Linked DNA regions of Homo sapiens: region 2 is linked to region 1. Evidence: chromatin contacts called from ENCODE Hi-C or POLR2A ChIA-PET data. All regions are on one chromosome and are shown on one strand. The core of a region is the stretch at or near the end of the contact, and the rest is flanking DNA. Distances in the headings are between cores, read along the strand shown. Region 1 has its middle 220 kb from the start of NUAK1. Region 2 has its middle 170 kb from the start of NUAK1.

The links. Hi-C counts contacts between places; a loop is a spot of excess contacts on that map. ChIA-PET counts read pairs that join two places held with the same protein, here RNA polymerase II (POLR2A). Pooled maps may share reads with other maps.
Region 2: a loop to region 1 is called in a map of psoas muscle, with 5 times the contacts of the local background. The contact joins two enhancer-like sites. A Hi-C loop is called at or near these places in 6 of 168 maps with a recorded cell type or tissue (Right ventricle myocardium inferior, ascending aorta, endothelial cell of umbilical vein and 3 more) and 7 of 50 pooled maps. POLR2A ChIA-PET finds 5 or more read pairs at or near these places in 2 of 52 experiments (AG04450 and MCF 10A).

What each region holds. Positions count from the first base shown.
Region 1 is chr12:105,919,502-105,924,612 of GRCh38, forward strand. No RefSeq gene overlaps it. Among named protein-coding and RNA genes, the nearest start is that of NUAK1, 220 kb to the right of the region's middle. Within about 2 kb of position 2,595, at least 3 of the 41 ENCODE cell types and tissues checked have a DNase peak (open chromatin) inside an H3K27ac peak, as active enhancers do.
Region 2 is chr12:105,963,953-105,969,063 of GRCh38, forward strand. No RefSeq gene overlaps it. Among named protein-coding and RNA genes, the nearest start is that of NUAK1, 170 kb to the right of the region's middle. Within about 2 kb of position 3,199, at least 2 of the 41 ENCODE cell types and tissues checked have a DNase peak (open chromatin) inside an H3K27ac peak, as active enhancers do.

The DNA.
Region 1 (5,111 bases), core at 1,345-3,844:
CATAGCTTCAAAGGTCCTTTCCAGTTCTAACATTCCACTTCTTATTGGAATATAAAATAATTTTTTGCAGAAGACCCCCAACATCACTGAACACAAAATTATAGGTAAAAGAGTCTTCTAACATAAGATAAAGGACTTCAGATGAGTATGAAGGCACAAACTAGAAGAGGAATGAAGTCCTCAAGATAAAGCCATTCTTAACGAGTTCTCAGAATGAATATTCCGTTGGCTTAAAATGAAGATTCAACTCTACTTAACTCCAGAAACTTCTATTGAACATCCACCATGAGCCAGAACTTATCCTCGGTCTTGGAGATACCAGGGAAGCATTTAAAGGCTTGAAGCAAGAGACTCACAAAATCAGATTTGCATTTTAGAAAGCTCACTTGGGGGAGTGAATTTCAGTGGGGAAAGAGGGAAGGCAGGGAGACCAGAGAGAAAGTTTAGGGATTTTACTGAAGAAGTTCAAGCAAAATACTGTGGTGGTCTATATGCAGGCAGTGCTGATGGAAGTGAAATGGATAGTTTGAAGAGATTTCCAAGAGGAAGACACACCCAAACTTCATGACTGGTTAGAAAAGATATGTGCAATGGGTTTACACTCGTACGTGTGTGTGAGCTTCCATGATCGAAAGGGTCAGGGGATGGAATGGAATGCAAACCATGAGATGCCTCCTAGAAGCTAGCCTTGTCCCTAGGCCTAGCTGAGGCTCAGGGGGTTTCCGTGAATCCTCCTCATAAATCTGTACAGGAGAAAAACAAGAGGCCAGACAAGAAGAAGCATGTCTGAGGTAAAAGGAAAAACATGTTTGGTCCTAATAGGGTTGTGGTGGAGGAAGAAAGGGGGAGGAACTGCTCTGCAGCAATCTGCCCTGAGGTAGGGACTGATCTGTGAGGCTGCCAGCATCTGCAGCAAGATGTTAATGGGGGTTATCAGCTGTCGCTGGAGCCCAGGCAGGGAATATGTTGGCAGCTGAAAGCTCTAGCACAGCCAAAATGTGTGTGTGTGTGTGTGTGTGTGTGTGTGTGTCCAAGAAGAAACACCAGCCTTATTGTCTCTAGACATCCTCAGAGAACAAATGGTCTTGGCGAGTCAAGCTCTGAATACCAGTTACACAAGACAGACACCTTTAATGGAGATCTGGCACTTCTCAGTGGGGACCGTTTGCATAAAACCATTTCATTCTTTCATCTCTGGCAGGAAGAGGTCCCTTTTATCTCGAAGAGAAGCTCTCTCCACAAATGAGATGACCCCACCCCAACCAGACACACACAGTCATGCACACAGTCAGTCCCAGAGGTCTTCTCTGTCTTGAAGGCCTGTCCAGCTTCATTTTTTTCCTTCCTCATCCACTTGCCAATTCATGTTTACACACCAGCACTTATATTTAAGCACATTTCTCTTGAGTGAAGATTCCCATAAATGTTGCTTTGTAAATGTGTCCAGGGCCAGATATCAAATGGTGGAGGCCCAGTGACATCTTTCAAAAGGTACTTTGGCATTTTACTCTGACACCATTGTAAGGGGGTCCAGGAATCAACTTGGTGTTCTGATGGCCTGGAAAATAATCCAACTTCTTCTAGAGGACGATAGTAACAGCATTAACTTTGCAGGTAGGTAGACTTGGGCTGAGCCTCAGGTTGGCCACTGACCATAAACCTGTGACTTAATATTTCTGCTTCAGTTTTCCCACCTGTAACATGGGAATAATAACTATGAGCAGGTACTACTATTATTCCCATTTCACAGATTGGGACCATTGAGACACAAAGAGTTAAACAATTGTTCCTAGATGAAGCAGCTAGTAACTAGCACAGCTTACATTTGAACTCATGCAGTCTGGGTCTTCCTGTTGATAACCATTATGCTACATTGCCTGCCATATTACACATAATTTCTTCTTTAATCCTCAAACAATTTCTGTTAATGGGATCTTGGACAAATTACTTAACTCTCTAAGCCTCAGTTGTCTCAACAGAAAATAGGATTTTGATACTGTAGACCTCAAAAGGATGTCATGGGGAATAACTGGGAAACCACGTCTGAGCAGTTGTGGGCATTGTAATAGAGCCTGTAGTCACTGCGGTGATAATACCGATCATGTTGTTAGCATCACAACGTCCATGGTACTTACAGTTATTTGTTTTAATATTTGTAATTTCCTTTAACTACATGTTCCCTGAGGACAGAAACTGTCCGTTATTTACCCTGTACCCACAGCACTTAACAACCTAACACAAATGGAACATACTCCGGGACATACTCTATTTTCAATGCTGTTTATTGATGAATCAGTAAATGCCTTTAATACTGTCTCTCTCTTGGATTGCTGTAAGGATTAAATGAGATAATGCATGTAAAACGGCTAGTACAATGTTAGGCTTGAGAATTCCATCCAATTAATGTTAGCTCTTTCCCTTTTGCAACAGAACACATTATTTGAGATAAACACACTGGAATCACATGGCCCAGAGAGTGAAAAACAGGACACCTGGACTCCTCGAGGAACAAAAACATCCCAGCTAGAACCAAGTACCATGAGACACAGGCACGTGAGCTGATGAGGAGCATAAGCTGGAACCCACCTTTGTGGGAGCACCACCAGGCATCACAGGCAACCATCCTGCAGGCACATTTGGAAATCTCAAGAGCAGGAAAGGGAAGGCACTCTTTGTACTGGTTGATTAAAGCTACTAATTAGGTCCATGCATGGTACAAACACTGGCAGTTCTTTCTTACTGGGGCAACAGGGAAGAGGTTGGCAGGGGTGAGCAAAACTACAGCCAATTCCTCTGTGAGCCAATGAGCACCTACAAAGGGAGGATTCGACCGAGTACATTTGGAAATAGAAATTGCCAACAATGTTCAGAAACTCTAAGTAAAAATATAATGGTCAGGTGGGCAAAAAAAATCTCCTTCTTCCTGCTTGAAGCTGCTCAGAAAATAATCAAAGTTGAGGCAACAGACAGTGGAAAAACATGGGCTTGGGCATCAGAGAGACTTCCCTTCCAGCCTTGGCTGATGCAAGTCAGCTATGACCTGATGCAAGTTGGCTAACACTTCAGAGATCTTTTTTCTCATATACAAAATAGAAAATACCCATTTCATACAGGCAAGAGAAGCTTAAATAAATAGACTCTACAAAGGGACCAGAAAATAATAGACTAGATCCCCTATCATCATCACCACCATCTAAAGGTAGCTGTCTTGATTATATGGCCCAGACCACCTGGAATCAGTGCATTCATATCATCCCTCTTAAGTGGCTCTGGTGGTTATATTATTGTGCGGTGCTATGAGTCACTGTCTATTAATATAACTTACCCAGGGCTTGTAACAGGACAGCTGGCAAATAAGGATTCATAGATGGAAGGAATCTGGGTCATCCTCAAATAAGATGAGCCACTCCATAAATAAATAACAGGGCACTGGCTGGGTTGGCTGGGGACTAGGGGAGATGAGGGGATGGTATGGACTCAGGAAGCTGGGAAAGCGCAAAGTCTGAGAAGAGGGAATGCGAAGAGTGGGGCGAGCTGAAGACCAGCACTGTCTGAGAATGCGTTAGAAATAACTGAATCATAGTGCATCACCCAATTTAGTGGTTCTCTCCCAGGGCTGCCCACCCAGACTGAATTATGGAAGGCCAAGCCATGGCAGAGGCAGCAGCCAATGGGAGGTAAGCTAATTCATAACTGACAGCCTTGGAATATCTCAGGAAGTGGAGCAGCAGATACCACAGGAGGTGGGAGGTGAGCCTAGGCTGAAAACAGGGGGCTGGCGGAGCATCTATATCATAGGAGCCTCAACAACATAGTCCCCCACATCACTTGGATACCCTGGATCCAGGAGAAGATAAGTGGGTCTCCTGTGAAACTGAACCCAGAGAATCTCTAGACTAGCCTTTCCAACCCTTGAAATAATCTTAAGGTCTCAAGGAACCTAAATATTTTATCTACAGCTCCTGGTATATTAGCATAACCAGTAACTTGTAGATATCATAGTCCAATAATAATTTGTCAATGCTCTTTTGAGCAGAGAATATCATCTGTCACTCTATTTTGCTTACCAAATAGCCTAATCTTTTTCTGTGGTTTCCCGCTCCCTATAAAGAATATCAACCCTAATGCAGGCCAAGTATGCAGGTAGAATAAACTTTCATCCCCCACATTCCTTTTTTTAACCTTCCTATTTAATTTTTAAGAAAACTTCTTTAACTAGGACTAAAGTCTTAAATATCTACTGTACAAGAGGTGAATGTTATGTAATACATAGCCTGTGCAAGAGTAGGTTTTTACCCCTTATTTAAAACCTTTTTTAAGCCAAACTTTACAGAGCAAAATAAGCAACTACACTTAACTTACATGTTTTGAAATTACTCATTCTTTCCTTTCTATTCATCTTTAAAATTCATAAAGAGAATGCAATACATTTCTGTTAAATAATTGGCTTAAGAAAAAATGGAATTTAATTTCTCTAAAGGTAGCTTGATATATTTTAAATAAAGGTTATACATTATATTGTGACATGTGTATTTACAACCTGAAAATGTATTGACACTTTGTTGAATAGTAAAGCTATTGAAATCACAAACTAAAGCAACGTGAATAAAAATATGGCCTAGGACAATTTATATAATTCTTAAAAAAATTTTTTCTTATTAACATAATTAGGCTAAACTTTAGGCAGGCTGTCTCAAAATAATTACAGACATGCGTTAGTTTCCTGCTTTCATATAGGCTTGTGTGTGTATTAACAATGTTATTCTGACATAAAAACTAACATTTACCTTTTTAATGTGAGATTTGTGCTTTTTTTTTTTCAGCACAATTACTCAACTCTTGGTTAAACTTGAAATAAGTACATAGAGATCTTATTTCCATCTTAAGTGAGAGAAGTTCTGTCCTTGCTCTTGGTGCATGTTAAACAAGGAAAAGCTTAATCACACATGTAGGAAGCTGAAAACTGCAGCAAAAATGCCCTTGCTTTTCTTTTAAGAGTATCTTTGGAAGGCAAGAGACTCTTCTTCACAGAACCCAGAACTTGAGGAGGGGCAGATCAATAAACCTCATCTTCAGCGTACAATCTGACTGTGCCTCACCAAATTCTTCCT
Region 2 (5,111 bases), core at 1,949-4,448, 45 kb after region 1:
TTTTGGAAAGATCTATAAATAATAGGGTACCTATGAGTGAATTTTATGAGTGATACCATCCTTTTCTCTATCTAGAGGAAGAGAGGAAGTCACTTTGGAACAAACTTTTATTTTGGGTTCTGAGAACATATTACTCGAGTGGCCTCTCTTTACATGTGCAAGACCCATAGGCTTTTGCCCTGACCATAGAAAAGGTGAAACAGAAGCATTTGTGGCTGTTGTTTTCTGTGCTTTTCCAAAGCTTTGTGGTGCCTCTGCTTCTCTTGGCACCAGAGCTCTGGAGTAGGTGCTGATTATATTGCACAAAAACCCAGAAGTCTCCTGGAAGGAAAGGTCCTGAGACCTCTAACTCCTTTTCCATAAAATTCAAAGTCAATAATATGTTAGAGTGGCCCTCACCAAGGACTACGGAAAAGAAAAAGTCACCAAGATCCCTCAAAGTCTCAAAATCTATCTAGAACCGAACCACGTTTTACTGCTTTTACCCTTATCACCCTGGTTTGGGTAACCCCTCAAGTCTTCTCTGAATTATTGCAATTGCCTTTGAATTGGTCCCCGTGTTCAACCCCTGGACTCCAACACTCTATTCTCAAGACAGCAGTAAGAGTGACGCTTTTACAACTTTAAAACTCAAGTCCACTCCAGTCACTTCTCTGCTCACAACTCTCTTATTCCCCCCTTCTCACTCAGAGTAAAGGCTGGAGTTCTCACAACAACCAACAAGGTTCTAAATGAGCTGGACCCCCACCAACTGTTTTACTCCATCTCCTTCTACTCTGTCTGTATTAATAGTCTGGGGTCTACAGAGAAACTAAAACAATAGGATATATACACATACATATAGCATTGTGTTGTATATATATACACACTGTGCATATATGTATAATTATATTGTGTGTATATACTTTATATATGTAGAGAGATATATATAGAGAGAGACAGGTATATATATAGAGACATATATATGTGTGTGTGTATATGTATATATATATATGTATATACATATATGGAGAGAGAGATTTATTATAAGGAATTGACTCACACAGTTATGAAGTCTGAGAAGTCCCACAATCTGCAGTCAGCAAGCTTGAGAACCAGGAGAGCCAATGGTCTAGTTCCAGTCCAAGTTCTAAGGCCCAAGAACTAGGAGAGCTAAGGGTGTAAGCTCCAGTCTGAGTCTGATCCGAAAGCAGGAAGCCAACTACTATCACAGAATGGGTCATTCTATCCTCTTGATTATCGAAGCTCTCCTCTGCTGAGGTCAACCTTTGGTGAGCATTTATGTTGAACACAAATGTCTTCACATTTTTTGCCCATTCAGAGGGGTCTGTCCTCTTCCCCAAATTTTCTTCTTATCAATTTTTCTATCATATGCCTTCAAAATTGCTGATCATTCAGCCAAATTATTGGCCACAGCCCATGAATCAGTATATAATGATACATCTGGCCATTTCTCTTTCCAAGCAAAGTAGATGGCCAGGTGAACTTCTTGAAGCTCTGCCCACTGGAAGGACTTCCCTTTACCGGTGTCCTTCAGGGATGTCCCAGAAAGGAGCTATAGTAGTACAGCTGTCCCCTTTCAGAGGATGCCTGCATATCATAAAGAACCATCTGTAAACACCCCCCAAGCTTCTCTTCCTCTGTCAACAACTGTAGGAAACTTCCCACAAGGCCATAGGTACACGCTGGGAGAGAAAAGGCAGTGGAGCAGGAGTGGGGACCATGGGCATTTGGGCCACTTCTTCATGTAACTTATCTGTGCCTTCAGGACCTGTTCATATCCAATCATATAAATACCAGTTCCATTTGATAATGGAATGCTGCTGTGCACACCAAACTTTGTGGCTAGGTGGCTCAGATAATATCCAGTTCATGATGCGTAGCTCAGGTTGCATGATAACTTGAGGTGATTATAAATGCAGGTGGCCCTTAGTTAAGTATTTGATCTCTATTAAGACTGTATAGCAAGCCAAGAGCTGTTTCTCAAAAGGAGAGCAGTTATCTGTGGGTAATAACAATGCCTTGCTCTAAAACCCTAAAGGCCTGTGTTGCAATTCACTTACAAAGGCCTTCCAAAGGCTCCAAACAGCATCCCTATCTGCCACTGACACTTCAAGGACCAATGGATCTACTGGATCGTATGGACCAAGCAGCACAGCAGCCTGCACAGTGGCCTGGACCTGTCGCAGAGCCTTCTCTTGTTCTGGGTCCCACTCAAAACTAGCAGCTTTGCAGGTCGCTCAGTAAATGGGCTGGAATAACACACTCAAATGAAGAATATGTTGCCTCCAAAACCCAAAGAGGTCCGCTATAAACTGGATCCCGCCAACTGTTTCACCTCCTCTCCTATTCCTACTCTTCTTTGCCCACTTTGCTGGAACCACAATGTCTCTTTGCTAACCCTCAAACTGGCAAACGTGCTCCAGACTCGGGGCCTTGTGCCTCTCTGTTCCCTCTGCTTGGCATGTTCTTTTCTCCAATATGCAAATGGATTAGTTCTTTGCTCAAATGTCATCCTCTTCCTGAAGCCATCACTAACAACCTGTGACACTTTCAACCCTGCCTTGCCTGACATTTCCAGTCTACCATCCCTGCTTTTATTTTTCTCCCCAGCACTTTATTAAATTACATTTAGAATTATACAGTTACATAAAGAATTATATAACGTGCTTATTTGGCTTACTGGCTATGTCCCCCCAAACAAAATGTAAGGTCCTGGAAGTCAGGATTATTGTCTATTTTGCTCACTTCTGCATTCACAGTGGGCAGTACCTGATAAGCATTTGGCACTCGATAAATATTACTTTAACAAATATACGCAGAATCCAAGCCCAGTGCAAAGGCCTATGGCACAAATTGAAAGCACAAATGCATTCAGGGACTAAGCAGTCACAAGAACACTGTAAGTGGCAGGAAGTGGGATGTACCAGAGACCCTGCCCACTGAATGCTCGCTCAGCTTCCGCTGACTGTTGTTGCAGAAGAATGTAGGCATAAGTGGACCACATCTTCACTTTTTTTCCGAAAGAAACAAGAAATATTTTAATGCAAAAATCTAAAGATTTTGTTACTGATGACTAGGTCTCTGGCCTAAGAAGTCAAAGAAAATGGCCTGGCCCTGCGTAACATGTGGCTGAGCCCAGTAATCCCTCCAGACCTGGACATCCTGTCCAAATGGTGGCCTTCAGAATAATATCTGAGCCCAAGCAAGCCCCACAGAGACCCCCCCAAGGCCAGCACCCTCATCCCAGAGGCATAGGACATTCTTCTCTAGGTTATGTGGGACCAACATTCCACAGATATCTCACTGGGAAGCCACAGAAACAGCAGTCCTAGGAACCAGATTCAACTTTCTAGTTTATTCCTCGCTCAGGATTTGGAGGCAAGGCAAAACACTTTGAACTTATAAAGCCTCCAGGGACCTCAGATCATTTGGATGAGGGCAAAGAGGGAGGAATCTTCAAGAAAACGATACAGAACTTCTACTAACGGGGATATGAACAATTGTTCACTGGAAGAATGCAGGAGATTTGATTACACTTGCGCTCTGAAAAGAAGTGGGTCATATCATTTATATAAATAAATATTTGGCACAGACTCTGAAGTTGTCTGACTCCACTTCTATTTTTGTAAAATGGGGATAATAATAGTACTTACCTCATAGCACTGTTATGATAATGAGATAAATGAATACATTTAAAGTGCTTAGAATAGTGCCTGACATATAGGAAGCACTTAATAAGTGTTGAGCATTATTTTTATTACTGTTATAATTCCATTCAAATAGCTTAATCTTCTATCTTGCTGCCTTTAACTTTATTCTCATAAACATCTGAAAATCTAGCTGCCAATACCCCTTATAAATGCAAAAATCCTCCACAAATACTAAAAAATCAAATACAGCAGTACAGAAAAAGGATGGTACAATCAAGTGGATTTTGTCCTGAAAATGCAAGGCTGGCTCAACAATAAAAAATCAATGTTATTTGCCATATTAACAGATTAAAGAAAAAAAATCATGTGATTATCTCAATACATTCAAATAAAGCATTTGAAACATTTAACATCATGATCAAAACTCTCAGTAAACTAAGAATAGAAGAGAACTTCCTTAACCTAATAAAGGGCATCTACAGGGAAAAAAAAAAAAAAAAACAGCTAACATTATATTCAATGGTGAAAGACTGAATTCTTAGCCTGTCAGATTGGGAGCAAAACAAGGGTGAAAATGTCTGCTCTAATCATTCCTTTTCCTCCTACTGGAAGTCCTAGCCAGTGCAATAAAGCAAAGAAAAAAACTGTGAGGCATATAGCAGAAATCAAACTTTCTCATCTCAAAGTATGTGATTATTCACATAGGAAACCCCAAGGAATCTGCAAAAATGCTACTGAAAATAAGGAGTGAGCTTAACAAATCTGAAGCGTACAAAGTTAATACTTAAAAAAATCAATCTTATTTCTGAATACTGGTAATAAACAACTAGGAATTGAAATTAAATAAACAGAACCCTATATAATAACACCAAAAATAATAAGATACTTAGGTATAAATCTAACAAAATATTGCAAGACCTATATGCTAAAAGCTAAAATACACTGATAAGAGAAAAAGAACTCTCAGTAAATGGAGAGATACGCTGCATTCATGGATTAGAACACTTGATCTTATTAATATGTCATTCTCCTCAAATTGATTCAACACACTAGAGATTAAAATCCTGGCAGGCTTTTTTGAGATGACAAAAAGCTGATTCTAAAAATCTTTATAGAAAGGCAAAGAAGCTAGAACAGACAAAATAATTTTAAATAAGAAGAACAAAGTAGGGGAGTCCACACTACCTGATTTTAAGACTTCCTATACAGCTACAATAATCAAGACATTGTGATCTTGATTGGCAAAAAGTGGTATTGGCAAAAAGTGTGACACATAAATCAATGGAACAGAATGAAGAATCCAGAAATAGACCCACCCAAATATGGTCAATTGATTTCTGGCAAAGGTGCAAAGGCTATTTAATAGAGAAAGGATAGTCCTTTCAAGAAATGGTGCTGGAAAAATTGGATGTTCATGTGCAAAAGAAAGTGGACTTCAACCTATATATATATATATCT